4 separate regions of the Homo sapiens genome follow, and all the other regions are linked to region 1. Evidence: chromatin contacts called from ENCODE Hi-C or POLR2A ChIA-PET data. All regions are on one chromosome and are shown on one strand. The core of a region is the stretch at or near the end of the contact, and the rest is flanking DNA. Distances in the headings are between cores, read along the strand shown. Region 1 holds the start of CRLF3 (cytokine receptor like factor 3). Region 2 overlaps TMIGD1 (transmembrane and immunoglobulin domain containing 1). Region 3 holds the start of EVI2B (ecotropic viral integration site 2B). Region 4 overlaps GOSR1 (golgi SNAP receptor complex member 1).

Region 1 (3,233 bases), core at 495-2,994:
TAGAATATTTCCTTCAATTTTCTTATTTGTTTTGTTTTTGGGTATAGTGTAGATATGTTAGATACACACTTCTTGCCTTCCATCAGACTAAGAAAACAAAGTTGAATGAGACCAAGATTCATGTCCTGGTTTTATGGAAGTTTTCCTTGTAATTTTACTTATTTATTTATTTATTTTTATTTTTATAGACATAGGGTCTTGCTATGTTACCCAGGTTGGTCTCTAACTCCTAGGCTCAAGGAATCCTCCCACCTCAGCCTCCTGAATTGCTGGGACCACAGGAGGGCGCCACCACCCGCGGCTAATTTTTTTTTTAAATCTTTTTGTAGAGAGGAGGTCTCCTCATGTTGCAAAGGCTGGTCTCAAACTCCTGGGCTCAAGCAATCCTCCTGCCTTAGCTTCCCAAGATTACTGGTGTGAGCCACCATGCCCTGCCCATAAGGTTTTATTACATACAGTCACACCTATTGTGACAGATACCTTCCGGTCTGGCAAGCCCAAGCCCAGCTTATTCACTACGGTCCTTACAGATAACACTTGCCAACACCCTTCTTGGACTTGTGCCAGAATTGCTGTCCTGCTGGTCATCTCTTGGGCCTCTCTCTTGGATCCCCCATTCGTCCACGAGCTTCTGGGTGGTGACACCTGGGTTTTGTTGTTGTTTTTTGAGACCGAGTCTCGCTTTGTTGCCCAGGTTGGAGTGCAGTGGCACAATCTTGGCTCACTGCAACCTCTGCCTCCCGGTTCAAGCAATTATCCTGCCTCAGCCCTCGAGTAGCTGGGATTACAGGCGCCCACCACCACACCCGGCTAATTTTTGTATTTTTAGTAGAGATGAGGTTTCACCAGGTTGGCCATGGCTGCTCTTGAACTTCTGACCTCAGTGATCCACCCGTCTCGGCCTCCCAAAGTGCTGGGATTACAGGCGTGAGCCACTGCTCCCCGCTGACACCTGGGTCTTAGTAAATTCCCCTAAGGCCTGCTCTGCTCTTAAGGACCAGGGCTTTTGTCATCAGATCTGGGCTCAAATTCTGCGGCTTGGAAAAGTCGATTCGCTATTTTTTAAAATTTTTAATTTAAAAAAAAGTATTTTTTATTTAGAGACAGGGTCTCGCTCTGTCGCCCAGGCTGGAGTGCAGTGGCTCCATTACAGCTCACTGCAGCCTCGGCCCCCGGGCTCAAGCGATCCACTGGGACCACAGGCGTGCTCCACTACGTGTTGCTAGTAGTAGCAGTAGTAGTAGTAGTAATAGTAATAGTAGTAGTATTTTTGGTGAGAGAGGGTTTCGCCGTGTTGCCCAGGCTGGGTCTCGAACTCCAGAGCTCAAGGGATCCGCCCGCCTCGGCCTCCCAAAGTGCTGGGACTGCAGGCGTGAGCCACCGCGCCCGGCCGATTCCCCCCTTTATCCCTCAATTTCCTCATCTGAGCAATGGAGATACAGGTAGGGCTGAAGGTCAGGCAAGAATGCGATGAGCTGTGAGAAGCACTTGGCAAGGTGCGGGTTATCAACCTTGCCAGGCCTCAGCACGTTTCCCAAGGAGGCCCAACCAGCGGCGCTGTGCCGCAGCACGGAAGAGGCGGGGTGAGCCGCGGGGCGGGCGGCGCTGGGACCCGGACGCCACCCGCGCGAGGCGCCGCCGTGCGCCCGTCAATCAAGGTCGTCGTGGGGCATGGGGCGGCGGGGCTGGGCGGTGCTTCCGCCTGCGCGAGGCCGCGCCGGGCCGCTTGGAGGCGCCCGGTGCAGTCGGGAACCCGCGCTAGGTTTCGCCGGCCGCGCGGCCAGATGAGGGGGGCGATGGAGCTGGAGCCTGAGCTGCTGTTGCAGGAGGCCCGCGAGAACGTGGAGGCAGCGCAGAGCTACCGGCGGGAGCTGGGTCACCGGCTTGAGGGGCTGCGTGAGGCGCGGAGGCAGGTCGGAGGGCCACACCCACAGGGGCGCTGTGGGCCCGGGGGTGGCGCGGATGCCGGGCGAAGGCTGGGAGGGCTTTGAGGGGTGGGACTGTCCGAAAACTCTGGAGTAGGGAAGAGGCATTCATTTGAAAGGAGACCTAATGGAGTCTGGGAACGGGGAAGGTGGGAGTTGGGGAGGTCGTAAGGGGAAGTTTTGGGGGTGGAGGGAGGGTGTGAGGAGCGTTCACTAAACTGTGGGGCAGCGATGGGAGTAGCGGTGGCCTCCGAAGTTTGGGAGAGTGAGGGACCAGAGCAGAATCCGAGGGGGTCATGCGGGTAGTGATGAGTCGGGGGAGGAGGAGACTGGTAAAAAACCTGCGGTGGGTAGGCGGGGAGGCATTGATTTTAGAGAGCCTGAGGAAGAGGTGGGACAGTGACCTGGGAGAGCTGAAAGTGGAGACAAAATGGATATTGGAAGGGGAGGACTAAGGGGCGAGAGTGAGGGAGAGGTAGGGATTGAGAAGCAGTAGCATTTGACAATAAATGCGGTTAATGCCTGAATAATATGTCATACGATCTTGAATGCTTTTTAAAAAATCATTTAGAGTAATCCTGTTCTAGAAGGTTTAAAATTTAAGGTGAAGGTGAAGCTATGTTGGAAGAGCAGAAGGAAAATGATTTCCTTTTCCTTGAGAGAGGGAATACAAAGGTATAGAGAAATGGAAAAATAGATTTTAAGAGAGGAGTGCTGAAAGGAAAAGCTAAATATAATTTCAAGTGGTGCAGTTATCTGTTTCACAGGGCAAGAGTTATCAAAGATACAGGAAAGCCATATGGTTTCTCTATACCCTCGAATATATATAGAAAAAGATATAACCCGCTGCCAATTGGCGATAGGACGGATAATCTTCAGAGTACTATTAACGCAACTGCTTAATAAGTGCTTTTTGAGTGAGTGGGATTCCATCTGAATTTCTCTGGGTCATACTTGATATTAATCTAGTTGGTCGTCTTAGCACTTCCTTGCTGCATATAACCTGAAAATGGTAGAAAAGTGCTGTGCTAACAGTGTCTTTGGATATTCTCATCATTAACGACTCAACATGTTTTGGGTTTTATATATATATATAAAACATATACAAACATATATAAGTATGTATATATATAATCTGTTTTTTTTGAGACGGAGTCTGGCTGTGTCGCTCAGGGTGGAGTGCAGTGGCACTATCTCGGCTCACTGCAACAACCTCCGCCTCCCGGGTTCAAGCGATTCTCCTGCCTCAGCCTCCTGAGTAGCTGGGATTACAAGTCTGCGCCACCACACCCGGCTAATTTTTGTATT
Region 2 (3,233 bases), core at 542-3,041, 500 kb after region 1:
GTTGACTGTCTATGGGTCTACAACTGCCCTTATTGTAGAGGAAAAAAGGAGTTGCTCACACACAGGGATGAGAGGGACTCACTTGCCTTCCACAGATGCCAGAGTTCTCATGCTTAGAACACCTTCTGGGAGGAGGACATTATTTCTAGAGCACCACTGAGAAAACGCAAAGATGCATTGGTGAATATGTTACCAAGGCAATGGTTCGATAAAATGCAAAAACAGACGGTGAGAGTAACCCTCAAAACCACCACCACCGTAATAATAATAGCGGCTAGCACTGTGGCAAATTCTTTACAGGGATTATTTTATTTAATCTTTACAGCATCTCAGGAGATGTATGATTATCCCATTTTTTTTTTACATGAGAAACAGAGGCCTTAGCAGTTAGTTAACTGTCTCAAAGTCACAGTAAACGGTGTAGATGGAATTAGATCTAATTGCAATGTATGTCTTCTTAATTTTGTACTGTTTTGTGCAACACTAGCACAGGTTGGTTTATTAATTCTCAGAGAAGAAAGACTCAAGGCTTATACTCTTGGGTAGTGTTACAAATTGTCTGCTTGTCATAGATCATTACTATATATATCATGCTCATAATCATATATTGTTTCATGGTTTGTCTTCTTCATCACATTAAAAGTTCTATGAGATTTGGAACTGGAAGTGTTATTTGCCCTTGTTACCCCAGTGCTTGTCACACCGTACGTATTTAATAAATTTTTGTCAAATGAATAAATGACCACATGAGATAGATTGAAGGAAGACTTTGAACTCTGACAGTGAACTATTGCTTATCTGCTAATTAAATCTAAATGCTTGAGTCTTGCAGTTCCTCCTCTCCTAAGTGGAAACGACTTCCAAACAGTTGAGGAAGGCAGTAATGTGAAGTTGGTTTGCAATGTGAAAGCCAACCCCCAGGCTCAAATGATGTGGTACAAAAACAGTAGTCTCCTCGATTTAGAGAAAAGCCGTCACCAAATCCAACAGACAAGTGAGTCTTTTCAGCTGTCAATCACCAAAGTCGAGAAGCCTGACAACGGAACCTACAGTTGTATTGCAAAGTCATCTCTGAAAACGGAGAGCTTGGACTTTCACCTGATTGTTAAAGGTAATGCTCTTTTTAAGTAATACCCAGCACAGTGCAAAACTCACACCAGATGCTCAGTGAATATTTCTGGTGACAATAAATGATAATAACGGTTATGATTAGGGCCAGGATTTTCTTTGGAGAATCATCCCCATCCAAGGATTTTTCCACTAAGAATCCTAGTCCATCCTTTCAGGGAAATCATGCCCATTCCATACAGGACACTGTTTTTTGAGCAAGAATCCTTTCTTAGAACCAAATATAGGAAACAATCCTGCTTGGCTTTTAGGGAAGAGTATTTCCATGAATTCTCCTGGGCAACAATGTGTGTAGCAACTGGACTTTTGAGTTCACAGCTTCATAACTAACAGAAGTAAAAAACACACAGAGAAGAGAAATTAGGACTAGATAAGAAAATGGATCCCTACAATCACTCCTAACTCAAATTCTAACCTGTAGGGTAATCAGCAGAGAGAGTAGGAAAAAATAAGGGGACAAAAAAGCCCTTTCTCTTGGATTCATGCTTCATCTACCCAGGGTTATCACCTCTACAATGACAGAACAAATGATGCTCTGTGGGGTTTTCCCTCCTCATATTTCTTGCTCATACAAAAAGAGAAAGGCAAAATACCTGGGGTAGCAGATGCCAAAAATGCTCATTCACACATGGTCTGCTCTCATGCTAGCACACCAGGAGCAGCCCAACAAGCTGAGACTCCCATATCTTGTTAGAACATTACTCACTTTGTCATTTGCCTCCCTGTACTCACTTATTGCCAGTCTTGTCAGTCACCAGGAAGCCAGCTGAACCCCTGCCAGAAGTGTTGTGGTGATGTAACCATAGGACATCTTATTTGCTTCCCCTTGAGGGGAAGAGTTATGGGATATGAAAAGAGTGGCTAGTGGGGAAGAAGACTTACTGGTGGTTGAATGCCCATCACTGTGATTCCTGGAATGATCAGTAATTCGTCCTGCGGAGCACTAACAATTGCTCAGGGGCTACTTGTTTTAAAAACCAAACCCACAAATATCCTGAATACCCATGAGATAGAAGCAGTGAAAAAGCTTTGTGGTTATTTACCTCCCCCAAGACCACAAAAGCATGGAAGGGTGGGCCTCATGCCCTGCCATCCTGACTATGAACACCACACTTGCAGGCCAGGGAATTATATCCCTCCTGGTTAAGAAGAAATCATAATTGCTCTGTGTCACATTAAAAAAAAGTACAGCTTATGTGGCAATCAGGATGCTAGCTTAGCAAATTGGCTTTCAGGTGGGCAGAAACTTGTTTTGGGTGGGGCTCTTCCAAACCAACTTGTTTTTCTTATTTCTTCTTGCTTAGCTACTTCCCACGGCTGGTGGCATAAATGCTCTGCTGCTGGGGCTTGGGCTAAATGCCAAGATTTTCATGAGCCCTCACCTGGCTTCACGGCTCAGTGAGGAAGTACCTAAATGAGGCCATGCAAAGCTACAAACGACATCACAGATCTTTTCTTGAGCACAAGATTTAGCCCATGTGTTGGGATTATTTAACCATGATGAATATAGGAGGGAAATATCAGGTCTGGTTACAAATGAGACCATAAAACAGGACAAGGGGAGAGGGGCAGTTATGTAATTACCCTTGCCAAAGTCTCTTTTTTCTTTCTTTTTCTTTTATTTTTTTGGAGACAGGGTCTCGCTCTGCCACCCAGGCTGGAGTGCAGTAGCGTAATCATAGTTCACTGCAGCCTCATCCCCCCAGGCTCAAGCGATCTTTCCACTTCAGCCTCCTGAATAGCTGGGACAGGTGCGTGCCATCAGAACCAGCTAATCAAAAAAATTGTTTTTGTAGAGAGGAGGTCTTGCCATGTGGATCAGGCTGGTCTTGAATTCCTGGGCTCAAGCAATCTGCCACCTCAGCTTCCCAAAGTGCTGGGGTTACAGGCATGAACCACCATGCCCCGACCAAAGTCACTTTCAACAGAAATTTGGAATCCAAAGCAAGCCAATGGGTAAGGTAGTTTACTTCGGTTTGTGTATAGAATAAGAGCTGTCAGCCAGGTGCAGCGGCTCACGCCTGTAATCCCAGCATTTTGGGAGGCCGAGGCGGGTGGATCAGGAGGTCAGCGGTTTGAGACCAGCCTGACCAATATGGTGAAAC
Region 3 (3,233 bases), core at 377-2,876, 490 kb before region 1:
AAATTAGGAATTATGATCTCCATTTTTCAAGAGAGGAAAGGTGACTTACTCAAAGAAATTTTTATTCAGATGGACTCACTCCTTTCAATACACTTTGTTTAGTTAACTTAAAAATTTTTTGTATTTTAAATTTTTGTGGGTACATAGTAGGTGTATATATTTAAAGGGTAATGAGATGTTTTGATACAGTCACGCAACGTGAAATAATCACATCATGGAGAATGGGGTATCCATCCCTTCAAGCACTTATCCTTTGTGTTACAAAGGATCCAATTACACTTTTAGTTATTTTAAAATGTATAATTATGGTATTAATGACAGTCACTCTGTTGTGCTATCAAATAGGTCTTATTCATTCTTTCTATTGTTTTTTGTACCTATTAACTGGTAACACCATCTCCCCAACCCCTCATTACCCTTTAGTAACAAGTTAACTTTAGTTAACTTCTTATTTAAAAAATGATCCCCAATTTATTTTATTTTCCACTGAGAAGTAACTACTTTGTGGGTAATCAAATAAATAGTTGAGAACTTGAACTCAAAAGTCACTAGTAAAATATTTGGTCAAAATAATTTAATTACAAATATACAAATGGCAAACAGGCATACGAAAGGGTACTCAGCACCACTGATGAGAGAAATGCAAATCAAAACTACAATGATACCTCATCTCACCCCAGTTAAAATGGCTTATACTCAAAAGACAGGCAATAACAAGTGCTGGGAAGGGTGTGGAGAAAATGGAACTCTCGTACGCTGTTAGTGGGAATGTAAATCAGTAAAACCACTATGGAGAACAGTTTGGTGGTTCCTCAAAAAACTAAAAATAGAGCTATCATATGATCCAGCAATCCCACTGCTAGGTATATACCCAACAGAAAGGAAAACTGTACAAAGAGACATCTGCACTCCCACTTTTGTTGTAACACTATTCACAACAGCCAAGATTTGGAAGCAACCTAAGTGTCTATAAACAGATGAATGGATAAAGAAAATATGGTACATATACACAATGGAGTATTATTCAGCCATAAAAAAGAATGAGATCCTGTCATTTGCAAAATAATGTAATTATACTTTTACCCTGGACTTTTTATATTATGAGGAAATAACATTACATTTATTGGTTACCTGCAGTTGGTGAGGCATTTATACATGTTATATTATGCTATCTTATTTAATCCTCACAATAACCCAATAAAATATTCCTTTAGAGGAGGAAACGGTGACTCAGAAGTGCAGAGTCTTGCCTAAGGTCATACAAGTAAACAGAACACATCACTCACTTCTTATGAGAAGAAATCTCACTGTAAGTGATAACCCAACTGGCAGCTTTTCTTCTTAGAACATGTAATTTTCTCTTCGGGACTCCATCCTAAATATTTAATTTACATAATCATATTACTAGAGTATCTCAAATATTTATTTACATAATTAAAAGCACTCAAATCATAGGGCTCCAAAATGTATTTCAAAATAAGTTCTGTTAAAGTAATATATTTCTTAGTCACTTTGTGGTTTATTGCACTTCCGGAACCAGCTATTGATAAACTTCCTCTTTTTCTACAGAAACTATTTCAGTTTGCTAGAGGAACATTTTAAATCTGAATTGAACCACCCATTTTCCTTTCTTAGCCAAATCACCAAAATGTCCAGTTAGAACAAGAATTTAGCATTCTGCAAAAGAAGTTAACAGCTGAGGTAAGAAAATTTTCACACAATTTGGTTTGATCTTGCTTTATATAAAATTTATTTTAAAAACTGTCATTAGTGTTTTAAACTTAAACTCTGATAGTCTAAAGATGTCTATAACAGGTTTTTGTGGTTTTGTTGCATAGAATTAAAAAATACTCAGTTCAGCTTGCCTTAGAAAAATATTTTCACCTAGGTTTGTATAAGACCTTTTAAGTTTATTTAATCTCACACACACACACACACACACACACACACACACACATATTTTTTTTTTTTTTTGAGATAGAGTCTTGCTCTGTCTCCCAGGCTGGAGTGCAGTGGCACGATCTCAGCTCACTGCAACCTCCACCTCCTGGGTTCAAGCAATTCTCCTGCTTCAGCCTCTCAAGTAGCTCGGATTACAGGCGCCCACCACCACGCCTGGCTAATTTTTTTGTATTTTTAGTAGAGATGGGGTTTCACTATGTTGCCCAGGCTGGTCTCCTACTCCTGACCTTGGGTGATCCGCTTACCTCCGCCTCCCAAAGTGCTGGGATTACAGGAGTGAGCCACCGCTCCCAGCCACAATCATATTTGTTAACCTTAGTTTTAGAATTAAAAAGAAACTATAGCCATGGCAGATAAAGCTAAGGGTTAGAAATAGAACTAGATTCCACAGGCTATGACTGAATTTATAACCTCCAAAATATTAATTGTTAAAAGTTCTAATGTACTTTTTATAGAATTTTCCTGTACATAATATAATGCATAAATTAAAATTTTTGTATCCCCTTTAGTTTGCATAGTAAGAATGGTCACTTTCACTTAATTTAGAAAGAAAAAGAAATCAGATGTGGTATTTGACTATTATTATTATACATGCTTTATTTTTTACATATAGATTTTATATTTAATAATGATGACATGAAAACATTATGGCTCATTTTAAAAGCTTACTAAGCCAAAAATGTTAGTCAATAATCAAACATGCATGCGTATATTAATATCATCTACGTGTTTATGTCACATTATCTGAGACTTTAGAACATAGTATAAGATAGAAGAAACCTATAGAATAAACAATAGAAAATTGTTAATATGCATAAAAGATGCTTGCTGTGGGTAAAATGGGCAAATAAAAACTGCAAAGAGTATTTTACATAGACTTGTAATTTCAGGGAATAATATGTTCATAGTGGGTGATATCCCATTTCAACACTTAATAAATATTCATGACTTTCTCTTAGAAGGATTTCTTCTAAGTAATTACTGTGGAAGTCAGAAAATAAAGATATTTATCTCTTTTTCAGATTAGGCTTGTCTATATATTTTTCTACTTCTAATATTTAGTTTATTTCATTATGCATAAAGTCATAAAATTATATTAAATTTTTTTCACTGTCATATTTCATAAAATTAAAAAATTTCCCATCGATCCTTATGGTGTGTTTTTGTCATAGAATCCCATACTTTTTTTTTTTTTTTTTGAGATGGAGTCTCCCTCTGTCACCCAGGCTGGTGTGCAGCGGCACCATCTTGGCTCACAGGCTCACTGCAAC
Region 4 (3,233 bases), core at 438-2,937, 300 kb after region 1:
GTTCCAGTATACTACTTTGCCTTAAGGGAACTTAGTGTTGGGCTGGGCAGGGTGGCTCACACCTATAATCCCAGCACTTTGGGAGGCCAAGGCTGAAGGACTGCTTGAGCCTAGGAGTTTGAGACTCGCCTGGGCAACATGGTGAAACCCCATCTCTACAAAACATACAAAAATTAGCCGGGCATGGTGGCACGTGTCTGTAGTCCCAGCTACTCAGAAGGCTGAGGCGGGAGGACTGCATGAACCTGAGAGGCTGGAGGTTGCAGTGAGCTGAGATCGTGCCACTGTACTCCAGCCTGGATGGTAACAGGGTGAGACTCTGTCTTAAAAAAAAAAAAAAAAAAAAAAAAAAAAAGAGAGAGAGAACTTATGGGAGAGATGCTTACAGAGCAGTAGAGAAGAGGTCACAAAGAAGAGTGGTGGTAAATTCTAATGAACAATTGAGAAAGGCTTTAGTGTTTTAAATCATCAGCTATCTGACTCACACTTCTATTTCAAAGTTTCAAAAGTTTCACTAAATACAAACTCTTAAATTCACTGATCAGCTTTTCTGGCTGGCAATTGAGTTCATAGTTTAGTAAAATGAGATAATGTATATAACAGCACTCTGTAAATTTTATAGCCCTATCTAAAATGTGATTTTAGACATGTGGTTTTATACTTAGGGTGACAAGGCAAGAACAAAATTCACAGTGGACTGGAGAATAACAGCACACATCAGGAGAGTCTTTTCCTTAGGCAAAGACATATCAAACTAAAAGTGAACTCAAATTATCTAGGACTACAAGATACTCAGCTTTTGAAAATTCTAGGTTCCTCCCCCTTTGGCAGTTGGGGAGGAAAGCTTTTTGCCTAGAAGGCTTGTCTTTTCAGAGGTTCGCTGAATGAAATGACTCAGAGTGCCAGGCTTTTCTGGTTCCCTAGTGGGTTTCTGGGAAGTATTAATAATCCTAATTTAAAACAGAAAACTGAAACATTTTAAAGTAGAGGTTACAACAAACAAGTGGAGAATGTATCCTAGAATTCAGCCTGTGCATAGAGTTACAAACTCCATCAGTAGCTATAGCTCATCTGCACGGGTGGCTGTCTCCTTCCTTCCCCCTTCCAAGCATCTGCCACTGACTTATCTCTAAATGGGAAAAACAACAAAGGCATATAATTTATCATGTTTAGGTAAGAATAATGTATAGTGTGGAGTTCTAACATGAATTTAAAAGCTTTCTAAAATGTAGAAGAAATTGGTGGATAATTTTTAAATTCACATTTATAATTTTTTTCTTCTACATCTAGTAGTAAGAAACTTCTGAGGTGCAGTCTTTTAGGAATGGTACTAAAGAGCATAAACTTTCACAAAGTAGGAATGCACAGTATATTCATATTATGCAATTACTGATGGGCTCTACTGCTACTGATGATGGCAACCTGCCCCCTATAAAAGCACACACAGACACTTCTCCCCTCTACCCTCAAAACACAGACTGCGAACATTCAAAAAGGATACTGGCCAAAGTGTTCATTTTGCTGTGAATTGACTTCAACATTCCTCTCTGTGAAGTCATATTTTCTTTTGTTGCCATAGCAATGCTGCAAGGGGAAAAAAAGATGACAAATCACCATTTAAGATTATCCTGCCTGGAACCATCATGCCTTTAAAAGTGAAAGAAAACTACAGTGAGCAACATCATCTTAGAAAGCACTGTGCCAGAAAATAAGGGGAAAAAATCACTTCCGAAGCCACTTTACCACTGCGCTTTTTCCAAATGACTCCACTGTTCTCTGATATCTTTTTATACAAGGCAGTAAGCCACTTCCTATGTTTGCTTCAAAATAACAAACAAAATAAGGCATAAACAGACAAATCACATATTACAAAAGCTTCTTAAAATTTAAAGTTTAAAAACTTTAAAAAGTTTAAAAAGAGTTTAAAAAGAAGCCAGCTACTAAAATATCTTTAATCAGGAAAAACTGTTGAAAGGGAATTATAATTATAAAAATAGAAAAGAAATATAAAATATCATAAAATGTGAATACACAACCAGCCCTTAATTTATGAAGAGATTATGTTCCAAAATTCTACTTGAGAACCAACTAGGCATGCATGCAACATTATGCTGGGTTTCCATGATGGCTGACAAAGGTCACAGACTCATTAAACGTGGCTAAAACAGCTGGGTGTGGTGGCTCACGTCTGTAATCCCAGCACCGAATTTGGAAGACCGAGGTGGGAGGATCACTTGAGCCCAAAAGTTCAAGACCATCCTGGGCAATGTGGTGAAATCCCAACTCTACCAAAATAAAAAATTAGCTAGACATGTGTGCCTGTAGTCCCAGCTACTCGGGAGGCTGAGGTGAGAGGATCAATTGAGCCCAGGAGGGGGGGGCTACAGCGAGCTGTGATGGAGCCACTGCACTCTAGCCTGAATAATGGAGCGAGACCCTGTCTCAAAAAAAAGAAAAGATTAAAGAGAAAAGAGAAAGTCACTTTTGGTCGAACACAATCTCTTCCCTGTGACTACCTTGATGTCCTGTTTAAAAGATCTCTTGAGTTAATATCCTTTTTTTGGGGGGGGTTGGGGGTTGGGGGACAGGGTCCTGCTCCGTCACCCAGGCTGGAGCCCAGTGGTGTGACTGTGGCTATTGCAGCCTTGACTCCCTGGGCTCAAGCAATCCTCCCACCTCAGCCTCCTGAGTAGCTGGGACTACAGGCATGTGCCATCATGCCTGGCTAATTTTTTTTTTCTAATTTTTAAATTATTTCTAGAGATGGGGTCTCCCTATGTTGCCCAGGCTGGTCTCAAACTCCTGGGCTCAAGCCATCCTCCTACCTCCGCCTCCCAAAGTGCTGGAGTTATAGGTGTGAGCCACCAAGCTTGGCCCTAAGTTAGTATCATTTTGCTATCACTTCCAGGATTATTCATTTCCCATAGTCTTATCTCTCTGGACATTAGAGCCCTAGAGGGCAGGGTCAGTATCCACTTTGATATGTAACACTCAGAGGAGTGCTTTGCATGTTGACATTATAAATAGCAACAGAAAATGAAATGCTGTTGAGCAATTTTGAAAATATCTATTTTTTTTTTTTTTTAAATCAAGAGATTGAGATTTGGGGAAGATGATGGTGAGAGTATAAATTCCTGACTTGACCTTTGGTCCATTTCCTCCATGGAGTAGCACAAGAATAAAAGCAGACACACTAAGGAGGGTCCATCTGAGGCCCCAAGTTCCCTTGAGAT

What was found. A loop is a pair of places that touch in the nucleus more often than their neighbours do. ChIA-PET counts read pairs that join two places held with the same protein, here RNA polymerase II (POLR2A). Pooled maps may share reads with other maps.
Region 2: a pooled map shows a loop between it and region 1 (7-fold over the local background). The contact joins the enhancer-like site here to the promoter of CRLF3 in region 1. A Hi-C loop is called at or near these places in 2 of 37 single-sample maps with no recorded cell type and 8 of 50 pooled maps. POLR2A ChIA-PET finds 5 or more read pairs at or near these places in 2 of 52 experiments (activated CD4-positive, alpha-beta T cell and naive thymus-derived CD8-positive, alpha-beta T cell).
Region 3: a map of CD8-positive, alpha-beta T cell shows a loop between it and region 1 (6-fold over the local background). The contact joins the promoter of EVI2B here to the promoter of CRLF3 in region 1. A Hi-C loop is called at or near these places in 9 of 168 maps with a recorded cell type or tissue (B cell, CD14-positive monocyte, CD4-positive, alpha-beta T cell and 3 more), 14 of 37 single-sample maps with no recorded cell type and 14 of 50 pooled maps. POLR2A ChIA-PET finds 5 or more read pairs at or near these places in 12 of 52 experiments (B cell, CD4-positive, alpha-beta memory T cell, HEK293 and 8 more).
Region 4: a pooled map shows a loop between it and region 1 (2.3-fold over the local background). The contact joins the enhancer-like site here to the promoter of CRLF3 in region 1. A Hi-C loop is called at or near these places in 2 of 50 pooled maps. POLR2A ChIA-PET finds 5 or more read pairs at or near these places in 2 of 52 experiments (HEK293 and activated T-cell).

What each region holds. Positions count from the first base shown.
Region 1 is chr17:30,823,203-30,826,435 of GRCh38, reverse strand. CRLF3 (cytokine receptor like factor 3) reads left to right here and starts at 1,744. Exons shown (of 8, transcript NM_015986.4): 1 at 1,744-1,913. The coding sequence starts at 1,785. RefSeq lists an enhancer at 1,451-1,745 and a silencer at 1,453-1,832.
Region 2 is chr17:30,322,694-30,325,926 of GRCh38, reverse strand. It overlaps TMIGD1 (transmembrane and immunoglobulin domain containing 1), which reads left to right. Exons shown (of 7, transcript NM_206832.3): 4 at 833-1,111. Among named protein-coding and RNA genes, the nearest start is that of TMIGD1, 9.7 kb to the left of the region's middle. Within about 2 kb of position 1,791, at least 5 of the 41 ENCODE cell types and tissues checked have a DNase peak (open chromatin) inside an H3K27ac peak, as active enhancers do.
Region 3 is chr17:31,312,447-31,315,679 of GRCh38, reverse strand. EVI2B (ecotropic viral integration site 2B) reads left to right here and starts at 1,626. Exons shown (of 2, transcript NM_006495.4): 1 at 1,626-1,701. The region is part of intron 36 of NF1 (neurofibromin 1); the gene reads right to left.
Region 4 is chr17:30,518,290-30,521,522 of GRCh38, reverse strand. It overlaps GOSR1 (golgi SNAP receptor complex member 1), which reads right to left. Exons shown (of 9, transcript NM_001007025.2): 8 at 1,502-1,584. Among named protein-coding and RNA genes, the nearest start is that of GOSR1, 42 kb to the right of the region's middle. Within about 2 kb of position 1,687, at least 3 of the 41 ENCODE cell types and tissues checked have a DNase peak (open chromatin) inside an H3K27ac peak, as active enhancers do.